Linked DNA regions of Homo sapiens: region 2 is linked to region 1. A link is a contact called in ENCODE Hi-C or POLR2A ChIA-PET data. All regions are on one chromosome and are shown on one strand. The core of a region is the stretch at or near the end of the contact, and the rest is flanking DNA. Distances in the headings are between cores, read along the strand shown.

Region 1 (7,074 bases), core at 2,796-5,295:
GCCTGGACAACAGAGTGAGACTGTGTCTCAAAAAACAAAAACAAAAACAAACCCCTAAACCTCTAAAAAGGCACTAAAACTAATACTTTAGAGTCCCAAAATGAGGACCTAAATCCTCACTTTGGAGCCCTCCCAAAGCCAGGTACAGTGGCTCACGCCTGTAATCCTAGCACTTTGGGAGGCCAAGGCAGGAGGATTGCTTGATCTCAGGAGTTTGAGACCAGCCTGGCAATATGACAAAACTCCACCTCTACAAAAAAAAAAAAAAAATTACCTGGGCATAGTGGCACATGCTTGTAGTCCCAGCTACTTGGGAGCCTGAGGTGGGGGGATGGTTTGAGCCCAGGAGGTCAAGGCTGCAGTGAGCTAAAATCGCACTACTGCACTCCAGCCTGGATGACAAAGTGAGACCTTGTCTCAAAAACAAAAAAAAAGGAGCCCTCCCAAACCTACAAACCCTAAATTCTAATACTGAGATACCCCAGACCCTCAAACTGTCAACTTCTGATCTTCAAATATGATCCTAATACTAAGATTACAGACTGCAAGCTGTAACACTATGAACCTATATCCTAAGATAAGAAATCCAGGCCCCTATGAAACAAATCTCACTTCTCCAGATTGACCTCTTAGACGTCCAAACTGTCCCTCAAATTGTGGCCCCAACCCTAAAACTGAGATCTCGAATGTGGGTCCTACTCTGAAACCCCAGACCCTAAAACTGGAGCTCCCATACTCAATGTGGGCACTCCAGGCCCTAAAACGTGCTTCTAAAGACTCAAACTGCGACTCCAGATCCTAAAGCTTCATACTCTACATTGGGATTTAGGCCCTAAATCTATACTGAGGCTTCAGTTGCCCCAAATCAGGCTCCAGACTCTCAAAATGTTACATCATAACTCAGAACTAAGACTTCCAGATCCCCAAATTGGGATCTCTGGATTCCAAGGAGAAAGCTTCCAGTCACAAAACTCAAGCTCTTCAGATTCCAGAACTAGTCACCCCTAGACACAAATCCCGAGATCCCAGATCAGAACTCGAGAGCCCGGATTCCCAACACAAACAGAGTCTTCCGTTCCTCAAACTCGAACCTGGACCCCCGGCTTCAAACCCAAACTCCGTCGCCCGTGGCCCTGCACCCAGAGCATGTTCTATTCCCCTGAGCCCCCCACCGAGGGAAGCTCCTGTGGGGATCCCGGGTTCCCCTAAGCCCAGCTAGTGCTGGGGGAGGCCCCCTGCCCCGCGCCCCATTCCCCTTGGCCTCCAGCACCCGCCTCAGGGCGTGCAAAATGGCGTGAGGCTGCCCCCGCCGTTCTGGTTTCTCCGGGCCCCACTCTAGGGAGCCCGATCAGACAGCGTCTCGCGCGGGTCCCGGGAAGCCGGCCGTGCGCGCGGGGATCCCAGACGGTCTCGGACACCACGTTCCCAACCGGGCTTGGGGTTGGGTGCGAATCCTCCCGGCGCGAGGATCCTGCGCGAGGCGTGAGGAGCAGAGCAAGAGTGCGTTCCTGAGGCCAGGCCACGCCCCTACCAGTTCCAGCCAAGATGTGCTGGGCACGAGACGACGGGGTTGAAAGGGCAGGGTGCAAGTGGCCGTGCGCACGCGCGCCTCGGGAAGGGCCCTGTCGTCTTGCACAGCGTGAGCTCGGCCTCGAGCCTTCTGACAAGGCCTTGGTCGGCGTGAGCCGCTAGGTGACCAATCAGCGCCCGCTCAGCCACCCGCCTTTTTAAGCGGTCACGCCCCTGCACGACCCGCGTGGTCCAGGGCCGTTGCATCCCAAGTAGGCTGGGTTTCCTCAACTGCCAACTCTCAGGAAGAGAGAGAGAGCGAGCTCGCCTGTGTCCCTTCTGGCCCTATGATGTCCCATTTCCACCTTTTCCCTTCAGTTCGTGATTCATGAGGGCCTCCTGTGTGCCAAGCACCAGGCTAGATGGTGGGAACTTAGCCACTGTCTTCCCAGTACAATCGAGAAGACCGTGAGAACCTCCGAGACCATGAGAATCCGGTGAGACGGGAACTCGGTTAATGCAGAGAACAATACGTTGGGAAAGGATTCAAAGAGGAGGGCCATTTGAATTGGGCCTTCTTGGGAGGACGAGGCGGGCGGATCACTTGAGGTCAGGAGTTCCAGACCAGCCTGGCCAACAATGGTGAAACCCCGTCTCGGCTAAAAATACAAAAATTAGCCGGGCATGGTGGGGCGCGCCTGTAGTCCCAACTACTCCAGAGGCTGAGGCAGGAGAATCATTTGAACCTGGGAGGTGGAGGTTGAATGAGCTGGTATCGCCACTGCACTCCAGCCTGGGCGACAGAGCAAGACTCTGTCTCAAAAAAAAAAAAAAAAAAAAAAAGGAAAAAAAAGAAAGAAAAAGAATAAAAGATTTGGGCTTTTTTTTTTTTTTTTTTTGGTAGAGACGAGGGTCTCACTTTGCTGCCTAGTTTGGTCTTAAACTCCTGGACTAAAGCCAGTCTCCCGGCTGAGATTATAAGCATGAGCCACCGCACCCAGCCTGGAAAATACGTCTTAAGGGGAGATGATCTAACGACCTAGTCAAGAGTAGAAACCCTGAAATCCAATACATTTCAGTTCAAATCGTTTTCTTGGCTGTGTTGCCAGCGACAAGAGGCTTAATCTCTTTCTGCCTTATAAATTTGGGATTGTAATTCCTACCAGGGTTGTCTGTAGGGTGTCTGGCATATAGTTCCGATGCAATAAATATTTACTGAACACATGTTTACGCTGTTCTAGGTGCTTGAACAAGGTACACAAAGATCTCTGCCCTCCTGGAGCTTCTTCTTCTTCTTCTTCTTTTTTTTTTTTTTGAGACGGAATCTCGCTCTGTCCCCCAGGCTGGAGTGCAGTGGCGCGATCTCGGCTCACTGCAAGCTCCGCCTCCTGGGTTCACGCCATTCTCTTGCCTTAGCCTCCCGAGTAGCTGGGACTACAGGCACCCGCCACCCAGCCCGGCTAATTTTTTGTATTTTTAGTAGAGATGGGGTTTCAGTGTGTTAGCCAGGATGGTCTTGATCTCCTGACCTTGTGATCAGCCCGCCTCGGCCTCCCAAAGTGCTGTGACTACAGGCGTGAGCCACCGCGCCCGGCCTTCTTTTATTTTAAGAGGCAGCAGGGTCTCATTCTGTCGCCCAGGCTGAACTGCATGGAGGGCGGTGGTGTAACACTAGCTCACTGCCTCGAACTCCTGGGCTCGAGCGATGTGGAGCTGCTATTCTATGATGTGGACTAACTCCTAATGTATGGGACTTTCCTTCCTCCTAAGGCTTAATTTTCTCATTTGTAAATCAGGAGGTAAGAAAGGAGGGGACGGGCCGGGCGCGGTGGCTCACGCCTGTAATCCCAGCACTTTGGGAGGCCGAGGCGGGTGGATCATGAGGTCAGGAGTTCAAGACCAGCCTGACCAACATGGTGAAACTCCGTTTTTACTAAAAATACAAAAACTAGCCGGGCGTGGTGGCGGGCTCCTGTAATCCCAGCTACTCAGGAGGCTCAGGCAGGAGAATCGCTTGAACCCAGGAGGCGGAGGTTGCAGTGAGCCGAAATTGCGCCACTGCACTCCAGCCTGGGTGACAGAGCAAGACTCCGTCTCAAAAAAAAAAAAAAAAAGAAGGGGATGGATGGGAAGGAGTTTGGAAAAGCACAAGGAGCTGTTAGCTATTGTGTTGATCGGCACAAATGAATCAATAAATTTGCTCTTCCCCAACTCTCCACCCCTCACCAACACCCTATTGCAATATTCTCAATTCCCTTCCCAAGGGCCTCGGGCAAAAATGGAGCCCTCCTGGCTAGACTCCATCTCCCAGCGCGCCCAGCGGGGAAGCACCCTGCGCTTGCGCTGCCAAGTCCTCCCCGGCTTTGTCTCCCGGGAGTTCGAGTCGTTCTTTTCCTCCGCCCGCCTAATTTGCTTCCTACCCCACCTCCAAGCTTGACCGTGCTGCCTTCTGGGGGATGTAGTCCGTGGCTGCCCGGACTTCAATTCCCAGCGGGCTTCGGGACGAGAACCCGGAAGGGGAGGCTGGAGAGGAGCGAGTGGGGGAAACCCGCGTAGCCGAGGGAGATGCAGCGCGCGGCGATGGTGAGAGCCCAGGCGCGGGCCGGGGGCGCTGGAGAGTCGGGACGGGGGTTCGGGACCGGGTGACGAGGGGGAAGAGGCAGGGGCGAAAGAAGGGGCTGGGTGAGGGGAGATTGCCTGGGGGAGAGGACTGGGAGGAATGGGAGCCGGAGGTAGTAGTAGAAGAATGGTGGCTTGGGGAGGGGTCTTGGAGGTGGGGTGGGAGTGGAGCTTTGGAATTGATTGTAAAGGGGCTCAGAGCTGGGGAAGTGGGCCCCGAGTTGGAGACTGGGCTGGACATCCAGGTAGAGGCCCTGAAGGGGTCGATTTCGATGGGGGCTTAACCTGCGGCGAGGGTATGAGGATCAGGGTTAGGATGAGTGAGGGGGTCTGGAAGCTCCAAGGGACAGGCGAACGGTGGACGCAATGGGTTGGGGCCTCTGGATCGGATTGGGGGCAGGAAGGCAAGTTGAGGAGGTAGGAGGGAGAAATCAGTGGTAGGATAGAGTGTGGGTTTAGGCTCCAGGACTGAGGGTGGGGTAAGGAGCGTGAAATTAGGGGCCTGGATGTAGTGATAATTTCCCTAGTCCCGCCAGAGACTCCCGGTAAGCTGGACAGGCACAGAACTGTAGGATAATACGGCCAGAAAGGGCCATCGAGACAGGCTTTCGCACCCTCACTTCCCCGGTGGAATTTAGAAGAGTGTAATGGTTTATCCCTATGAGAAGTACAGCATTCATATCCCCTATTCTTCCACCCCTTTGTGCCATGGACAAATCTGTGAGCCTCAGTGCCCTTATCTGTAGTATGGGAACAGCAAGCATGCCTCTGAGAACAGGGTTAAAGGGAGTCATTAAAATCGTTACTATTAGTGGGAGAGCTGGGCTGTGAAGTTTCAGTCTCAGAGCTGTTGGTGGGAAGTTCTCCGCCCCCGGAATGTGACTGGGTTACAGGTGCTAATGGATTTCCTCCTTTCCAGTCCAGTCCCAGAGGCGTTTTCTCAAAAGCTGGCACTGATCTGGGCACACACCCCAGCTCAGAAGCATGTAGGGGCTCCCCACTGTGGATTACAGCTAACGCTTATTGTTTTACAAAATGCCTGGCCCTGTCCTTAGCTGTTTGTACACATTAACTCATTTAATTCTGATAACACCCCTGAGGGGTAGGTGCTGTTATTTTCTCCATTTTACAGAAAGGAAGCAGAAGTACAGAGAAATTAAGCAACTTTCCCAAGGCTATCCAGCATTAATTGCTAGACTCAGGATTCCGATCTTGGCAGCCTGGCTCAGAATCTGTGCTTTCAGCACTATAATTTAGTCCTCTCTCCATACTGAAATATACAATGTGATGAGTAGAGACAGCGAACAAAGCAGTCTAGAATATTAGTTCTGCCATTTACTTGCTATATGACCTTAGGCAAGTCTTTTATTTATTTTTATTTATTTATTTAGAGACAGTCTCCCTCTGTCACCCAGGCTGGAGTGCAGTGGTATGGCTAACTGTAGCCTCTGCCTCCCGGGTTCAAGCGATTCTCCTGCCTCAGCCTCCTGAGTAGTTGGGATTACAAGCATGTGCCACCACGCCCTGGCTAATTTTTGTAGTTTTAGTAGAGACAGGGTTTCTGCATGTTGGTCAGGCTGGTCTTGAACTCCTGGCCTCAGGTGATCCACCCGCCTCGGCCTCCCAAAGTGCTGGGATTAACAGGCGTGAGCCATTGCGCCTGGCCCTATATTTATTTTTATGGTTTTTTGTTTAGTTTTGTTTTGTTTTTGAGGCGGAGTTTCGCTCTTGTTGCCCAGGCGGAGTGCAATCTTGGCTCACCGCAACCTCCGCCTCCCGGGTTCAAGCAATTCTCCGCCTCAGCCTCCCGAGTAGCTGAGATTGCAGGCATGCGCCACCACGTCTGGTTAATTTTGTATTTTTAGTAGAGACAGGTCTTGAACTCCCGACCTCAGGTGATCTGCCCGCCCCAGCGTCCCAAAGTGCTGGGATGACAGGCGTGAGCCACTGCGCGCAGCCTTTTTATTTTTTTAAAGACAGGGTCTCGCTCTGTTGCCCAGACAGGCTGGAATGCAGTGGCGCAATCATGACTCACTGCAGCCTCAACCTCCTGGGCTCAGGCGATCCTCCCACCTCAGCCTCCCAAGTAGCTGGGACTAATTTTTTATTACACACGGCTAATTTTTTATTTTTATTTTTGTAGAGACGCGGGTCTTACTTTGTTGCCCAGGCTGGTCTCAAATTCCTAGGCTTAAGGGGTCTTCCTGCTTCAACCTCCAAAAGTGTTGGGATTGCAGGCGTGAGCCACCACGCCTGGCCCTGGGCAAGGGTTCTTCTTTTGGGTTCTTCTCACCTATAAAATGGGATCAGTAACCCTAGGAAGGTGAGAAGTTTCGGGAAGATAATGCAGTATAGTGGAACTTACTTTATGAGCCCTTACTCCAATACTTATGGAAGGGCTCAGTACGTGTGAGTTGTTGTTTTTGAATGTCAGTGGGAAAGAGAAGGCAGTAGAGAGGAACCAAGAGGGAAGATGTCAGGCTGTCTCCTTTCTCTCTCATGTTGTCACCATGTCCCTGCCCTCCACCTCTGGGCTCCTAAATCCAATTACGACTTCTGGAGAGTGTGCTTACAAACTCAATCTGTGGGCTGGGCATGGTGGCTCATGCCTGTAATCCCAACACTTTGGGAGGCCATTGCGGGCAGATTGCCCGAGGCCAAGAGTTTGATCAAGACCAGCCTGGCCAACATGGCAAAACCCCATCTCTATTAGCTGGGCGTGGTGGCGGGCGCCTGTAGTCCCAGCTACTCAGGAGCCTGAGGCAGGAGAATCTCTTGAACCCAGGAGGTGGAGGTTGCAGTGAGCCAAGATTGTGCCACTGCACTCCAGCCTGGGCGACAGAGTGAGACTGTCTCAAAAAAAAAGAACAAGGAAACTCAGTGTGTCCCCATTCCCATTCCTGTCCCCGCCAAATACCCAGTCTGGCCTTACTCCAGGTGTTTCAG
Region 2 (7,074 bases), core at 3,213-5,712, 400 kb after region 1:
TTCACCATGTTGGTCAAGCTGGTCTCGAACTCCTGACCTCAAGTGATCCACCCACCTAGGCCTCCCACTGCGCTCAGCGAGAACATTTTCTTGGAGGAGAGAGAGACATTCACTGGGAGGGGACATGAGAGAGTTTCTTTGGGAGCTGGTAGTAGTCTCTGTTTAGATCCTGGTGATGCTTATTCACATGTACACGAATATAAAAGTTCATTGATTTTAAGATTAGGGCACTTCACCAAATAGAAATTATGCCTCAATAGGCCGGGCATGGTGGCTCACACCTGTAATCCCAGCACTTTGGGAGGCCTGGGTGGGCAGATCACGAGGTCAGGAGTTCGACCAGCCTGGCCAACATGGTGAAACCCCGTTTCTACTAAAGATACAAAAAATGAGCCAGGTGTGGTGGCGCGCACCTGTAGTCCCAGCTACTCTGAAGGCTGAAGCAGGAGAATCGCTTGAACCCGGGAGGCAGAGGTTGCAGTGAGCCGAGATCACGCCATTGCACTCCAGCCTGGGTGACAGGGTGAGACTCCGTCTCAAAAAAAAAAAAGGAGGGAGGGAGGAAGAGAGGAAGAGAGGGAGGAAGGAAGGAAGGAAGGAAGGAAGGAAGGAAGGAAGGAAGGAAAGAAAATAAATTATGCCTCAATAAAAACAGTAAATTTGGCCGGGCGCAGTGGCTCACGCCTGTAATCCCAGTACTTTGGGAGGCCGAGGCAGGAGGATCAAGAAGTCAGGAGTTTGAGACCAGCCTGGCCAACGTGGTGAAATCCTGTCTCTACTAATAATACAAAAATTAGCCAGGCATGGTGGCACATGCCTATAATCCCAGCTACTCGGGAGGCTGAGGCAGGAGAATCGCTTGAACCTGGGAGGCAGAGGTTGCGGTGAGCCGAGATCCGCCATTGCACTCCAGCCTGGGCAACAAGAGCGAAACTCGATCTCAAAAAAAAAAAAAAAAAAAAAAGAGTAAATTTGAGAAAATAAAATATGAATAAGTGTGAACATCCATACACTCCAAATATAACAGTTCCAATAAAAATACATTTGAAATGATAATAGAATATAAAAACAGGCCAGGTATGGGCCGGGCCGGTGGCTCACGCCTGTAATCCAAGCACTTTGCGAGGCTGAGGCAGGTGGATCACGAGGTCAGGAGATCAAGACCATCCAGGCTAACACAGTGAAACGCTGTCTCTACGAAAAACACACAAAAAATTTAGCTGGATGTGGTGGCAGGCACCTGCAGTCCCAGCTACTCAGGAGGCTGAGGCAGGAGAATGGTGTGAACCCGGGAGGCAGAGCTTGCAGTGAGCCGAGATCACACCACTGCACTCCAGCCTGGGCAACAGAGCGAGACTCCGTCTCAAAAAAAAAAAAAAAAAACACGCCAGGTATGGTGGCTTACACCTGCAATCCCAGCACTTTGTGAGGCTGAGGCAGGAGGATTGCTTGAGGTCAGGAGTTCAAGACCAGGCTGGGCAACATAGCAAGACTGTGTCTTTACAAAAGATACAAAAATTAGCTGGGCATGGTGGCACACATCTGTGATCCCAGCTACTGAGGAGGCTGAGGTGGGAGGATCGCTGAGCTCAGGAGATGGAGGCTGCAATGAGCCAAGATCATACCACTGCATTCCAGCCTGGGAGACAGTGAGATCCTGTCTCTAAACAAACAAACAACATCAAGAAAAAAACAAAACAAAACAAAAAACAACCTGGGATAAACCTAAAGCAGCACCTAGAGGGAAATGTATAGCTAATTTGATAAAATTGATTGATCTGGGGCTGGGTGCAGTGGCTCATGCCTGTAATCCCAGCACTTTGGGAGGCTGAGACGGGCGGATCACTTGAGGTCAGGAGTTGAAGACTAGCCTGGCCAACATGGTGAAACCCCATCTCTATTAAAAATACAAAAATTAGGCCAGGCGCAGTGGCTCCTGCCTGTAATCCTAGCACTTTGGGATGCCAAGGAGGGCAGATCATTTGAGGTCAGGAGTTGGAAACCAGCCTGGCCAACATGGTGAAACCCTGTCTCTACTAAAAATACAAAAATTAGCCAAGGCTGGTGGATGGCAGCTGGAATCCCAGCCACTCAGGAGGCTGAGGCAGGATAACGGCTTGAACCCGGAAAGCAGAGGTTGCAGTGAGCCGAGATCGAATCAGTGCACTCCAGCCTGGGTGACAGAGCGAGACTCCCTCTCAAAGAAAAAAAAAAAGATTGATTGATTTGGAGAGACTGGGGCAGGACAAGTTGGGAGCCATGAAAGACGTTATTTTATTCACCACCCACTACCCTATGGACCAGACCCTGGTCAGCTGATTATGGGGCTGCAGGCTGGCCTGGCTCTCCAGGAAGAGAAAGGAGGAATGGGCAGGGTCTCAACTCCCCAGCCCTGGGTCTGGCCTTGATTTACAACTTGTCTTCTATGAATCAAATGGCATCGTAAATGGCCCGGTTTGGGAAAGGGATTTGAGGAGTGCATGGGGGAGGGCATTACAGGGTGGTGGGCCATGGGGGTGGAGTGCTGCCCTCCCAGAGTCTCTCCTGGAGGTGGCAGCCTCTTCCTGAGGGTAGGGACAGAGACAGATGAGATGCTTAAGAGTAAGACAGGGTTTGAGGGCAGGGCTGCCTTGGGAATGGAGGGAGAAGAGTGTAGACTGTAATTCCAGTTATACTGGCTGTGACCTTAGGTAACTCCCTTGCCCTTTTCGGCCCCAGCGTTCGTCCTCTGTGAAAAGGGGGTTCGACATGAAGAAGTGGGGATCAGGAAGAGATTAGGAAGACAAGCTCCAGGACTGACAGCCTAGTCCAGTCTTGTTCTGCTACTTCCCTGCTGTGTGACTTTCGATAAGTGTTGCAACCTCTCTGGGCCAGCCTTACTTTCCTGATTTGTAAAAACGGCAGTACCTTCTAGACTCCCAGAAGAAAAGTAAATTAAAAAAAAATTGGCAGTACTCACTTCATAGGACTGTTGGAAAATTAAACTAGTGAATACCCATTAAAGTCCTTGGACCCTGAAGTCAGATGGCTGGGGTGATGGGAGATGGGTTGGGGAAGTGGGTACACTAGAGCCTGATGACCTAGAAAGAGGCTGACAATACAGTCTGACGTCGGGGAGAAGCCTGGAAGTTATTTCCACCAAAGCCTGAATCCATTCTTGGCAGCCTTGTACCTGTTTGATTCCCAGTTCTGCCCCCTTCCAGCTGTGTGACTTTGGGCAAGTCACTTAACCTCTCTGAGCCTTATTGTTGGGGACGTTAAATAAGTCAACATATGTAAAGCACTTAGCACAGTACTTGACATACAGGTGTATTCAATAAAAGTTAACTGTCAGGGCCTGGAGTGGTGGTGCGCGCCTGTAGTCCCAGCTACTCGGGAGGCTGAAGCGGGAGGATTGCTTGAGGCTTGGAATTGGAGGCTGCAGTGCACTCTGATTGTGCCTGTGAATAACTACTGTGCTCCAGCCTGAGCAACATAGCGAGACCCCATCAAGAACCCATGTCTAAACAAACAAACAAACAAACAAAAGCTTCTTTGTGGAGTGGCTGTTTAATGTCCATGTTAACCTCCTTCGAGCACATTCTCCTGTCAATGAAGAGGCTGGAAAGCTAAAGACTAGATTTTCCAGAGGGAAAGTAGGAAAGTAGTTCTGGGGCCCGAGCAGTGTTCCTTCAGCCCTTCCAACGATTTTGTCAGTGCCTAATACATGATAGTACAGTCCTTTTTTTTTTTTTTTTTTTTGAGATGGAGTCTCGCTCTGTCGCCCAGGCTGAAGTGCAGTGGTGCGATCTCGGCTCACTGCAACTCCGCCTCCCGGGTTCACACCATTCTCCTGCCTCAGGCCCCGGAGTAGCTGGGACGACATGCGCCTGCCACCACGCACGGCTAATTTTTTTTTTTTTGTATATTTTTGTAGTAGAGACAGGGTTTCACCGTGTTAGCCAGGATAGTCTCGATCTCCTAACCTCGTGATCCGCCCGCCTCGGCCTCTCAAAGTGCTGGGATTACAGGCGTGAGCCACTGCGCCCAGCCAATAGCAGAGTCCTTTCTATTTAAGCTGGGTAGTGGTTACTCTCGCCTACATCTGCCAGATACAGTTACTATTATTTATTTAGTCAACAAATACTCATTTACCTTGAGGGCACTGGGGAGCCATGGCAAGCTCTGAGGAGGGGAGGTCAGCAGGTAGGGTTTAGGTGGGAATGGCAAAGACTGGGACAGGAGTCCAGGGAGGAAGTTGGGTCAGGAGGGACAGTGGAGGCGGTCTTGAGCTAGAGTGGGCAGTGGAGGGGCAGAGGTCGGATTGACAGTCGGGCTCTGGGGGGTGGGATGAAGATACGTGATGAGGGTTGTAAAGCTCCCCAAGGCCAACTGTTTCTTTAAGACTCAAAGCAGAGGGAGCTCACGGCACAAGGTCCTGCTGGAGCGTTTGATTGGCTCAGCCCAGGTCACTGGCCTGGACCATTGCTGCAAGGGATTCTGGGAAATTGAGTTTCTGGCATCTTTGGCTTCTCCAAAGGAGGAGGGCTTACAGTGGGGAATCCCCGAACATAGAAAAGGCTTCTGGCACTGTGTGGCTAAAAAGAATGTGCAATGGGCCCGGCAGGGTGCCTCACGCCTGTAATCCCAGCACTCTGGGAGGCCGAGGTGGGTGGATCACCTGAGGTAGGAGTCTGAGACTAGCCTGGCCAACATGGCAAAACCCCTTCTCTACTAAAAATATAAAAGTTAGCAGAGCGTGGTGGCCCATGCCTGTAGTCCCAGCTACTCGGGAGGCTGAGGCAGGAGAATCGCTTGAACCTGGGAGGCGGAGGTTGCAGTGAGCTGACATCGCACCATTGCACTCCTGCCTGGTGATAGAGCAAGACTCCATCTCAAAAAAAAAAAAAAAAAAACAAACCCTCCCACAAGGTGTGGCTGGACCGTGCCACCCAAAATGCGTGTGGCATGGATCCAGCCTCTTCCCTGCTTATGACCCTCAGTGCCTCCTGTCAGTCTCACAGTGGGATGATGATGATGATTTTTTCCATTTAATATTTTAAAAAATTATTCTAAAAAATTTTTTGTAGGTATTTAGTAGGTGTGTATATTTATGGGGTATATGAAACGTTTTGTTCTTTTTTTTTTTTTTTTTTTTGAGATGGAGTTTCACTCTTTTTGCCCAGGCTAGAGTGCAATGGCGCGATTTCGGCCCGCAGAAACCTCTGCCTCCCGAGTTCAAGCGATTCTCCTGCCTCAGCCTACCGAGTAGCTGGGATTACAGGCATGTGCCACCACCCCGGCTAATTTTGTATTTTTAGTAGAGACAGGGTTTCTCCACGTTGATCAGGCTGGTCTTGAACTCCCGACCTCAGGTGATCTGCCCACCTCGGCCTCCCAAAGTGCTGGGATTACAGGCGTGAGCCACTGCACCCGGCCATGAAATGTTTTGATACAGGCATGCAACTTGTAATAATCACATCGTGGAGAATGGGGTATCCATCTTCTCAAGCATTTATCCTTTATATTACAAACAATCCAATTATACTCCTTTAGTTATTTTAATTAATTTTTGTGTGTGTGAGACAGGGTCTCACTCTCTTGCCCAGGATGGAGTGCAGCAGTGGCTCGATCACAGCTCACTGCAGCCTCGACTGCCTGGGTTCAAGCAATCCTCCTGCCTCAGCCTCCTTGTTTTGATTTTTAGATCCCACAAATAACTTGTGATGTTTGTCTTTCTATACCTGGTTCATTTAACATTTTCTTTTTCTTTTCTTTTCTTTTTTTTTTTTTTTGTGAGACTGAGTCTTGCTCTGTCACTCAGGCTGGAGGGCAATGGTGCCATCTCAGCTCACTGCAACCTCCACCTCCTAGGTTCAAGCAATTCTTATGCCTCAGCCTCCTGGCTAGCTGGGATTACAGGCGTGTGTCACCATGCCAGGCTAATTTTTGTACTTTTAGTAGAGATGGGGTTTCACCATGTTGGCCAGGCTGGTCTTGAACTCCTGGCCTCAAGTGATCCACCCGCCTCCGCCTCTGCCTCCCAAAGTGCTGGGATTACGGGCCTGAGCCACTGTGCCCGGCCCATCTAACATTTTCACTGTCAATCACAATGGGATTAAAACTCCTCCCACAGCCCCTAGGGCACCATGGGTCTGCTCCTGTCTCCCCTCCAACCTCATCTTCTTCCTCCCACTCTCTCCTTGGCCCCATCTGCTCCAGTCCCCTGGCCTCCTTCCTGTCTGTCCTCAGATGTGCCCAGCCATTCTCACCTCAGCGCCTTTGCACCTGCTGTTCCCCCCAGAGCCGCACATGGCTGGCTCCCTGTTCTCCTTCAGGTCTCTGCTCAGATGTCATCTTCCCAAAGAGGCCTGCCTCGACCTCCCCTGCTGCTGTGCCGTCCCCTCATCTGTGACCCTCTTGCACTATCACCTCCAGGACGGCGGGGGTTTTGTGTTTTGTTGTAGCCTCAGGAAGTGCCTGATAGATCCCTGTTTCGAGACCAGTTCCATTTGGTTTTCTGGGCCTCAGTTTCCGTAACCGTGAAGGAGACCCTCGGCAATCTGAGCTTGCTGGGAAAGGGCTGGGCCCCATGTAAATATTTCTAAAGCACCCCTCTCCCCTCCCCCCTCAGATCAGGAGTCTGAGGGAGAGGCACAGAGGCTCCCTTTCTCTAAGCCAGTCCTCACCTGCCTAAGAAGATGTGAAGGAGACCCAGGAGACCCTGGGATAGGGAGGAACTCAGAGGGAAGGGACATTCTTTTCTTCGTCGCAATCCTGGGAGCTCCCTGGAGGAGGAGACCCGATCAGCCTGCAATCCTGGCGCGTCCCAGGAGGAGAAAGCGGCTTCCTCTATACTGTACTCTCCTCCACAGAACCCCCCTCTCAGCCCTGGAAGTCCTTGCTCACAGCCGAGGCGCCGAGAGCGCTTGCTCTGCCCAGATCTGCGCGAGTCTGGCGCCCGCGCTCTGAACGGCGTCGCTGCCCAGCCCCCTTCCCCGGGAGGTGGGAGCGGCCACCCAGGGCCCCGTGGCTGCCCTTGTAAGGAGGCGAGGCCCGAGGACACCCGAGACGCCCGGTTATAATTAACCAGGA

The links. A loop is a pair of places that touch in the nucleus more often than their neighbours do. ChIA-PET counts read pairs that join two places held with the same protein, here RNA polymerase II (POLR2A). Pooled maps may share reads with other maps.
Region 2: a loop to region 1 is called in a pooled map, with 4 times the contacts of the local background. The contact joins the enhancer-like site here to the promoter of FBXO46 in region 1. A Hi-C loop is called at or near these places in 1 of 50 pooled maps. POLR2A ChIA-PET finds 5 or more read pairs at or near these places in 2 of 52 experiments (HEK293T and activated naive CD8-positive, alpha-beta T cell).

What each region holds. Positions count from the first base shown.
Region 1 is chr19:45,727,867-45,734,940 of GRCh38, reverse strand. It overlaps FBXO46 (F-box protein 46), which reads left to right and starts at 4,045. Exons shown (of 2, transcript NM_001080469.2): 1 at 4,045-4,092. It overlaps MEIOSIN (meiosis initiator), which reads right to left and starts at 1,502. Exons shown (of 15, transcript NM_001310124.2): 1 at 1,275-1,502. RefSeq lists enhancers at 3,718-3,847, 3,938-4,047 and a silencer at 4,896-5,190.
Region 2 is chr19:45,323,724-45,330,797 of GRCh38, reverse strand. No RefSeq gene overlaps it. Among named protein-coding and RNA genes, the nearest start is that of CKM, 4.4 kb to the right of the region's middle. RefSeq lists an enhancer at 6,957-7,074. Within about 2 kb of position 4,462, at least 2 of the 41 ENCODE cell types and tissues checked have a DNase peak (open chromatin) inside an H3K27ac peak, as active enhancers do.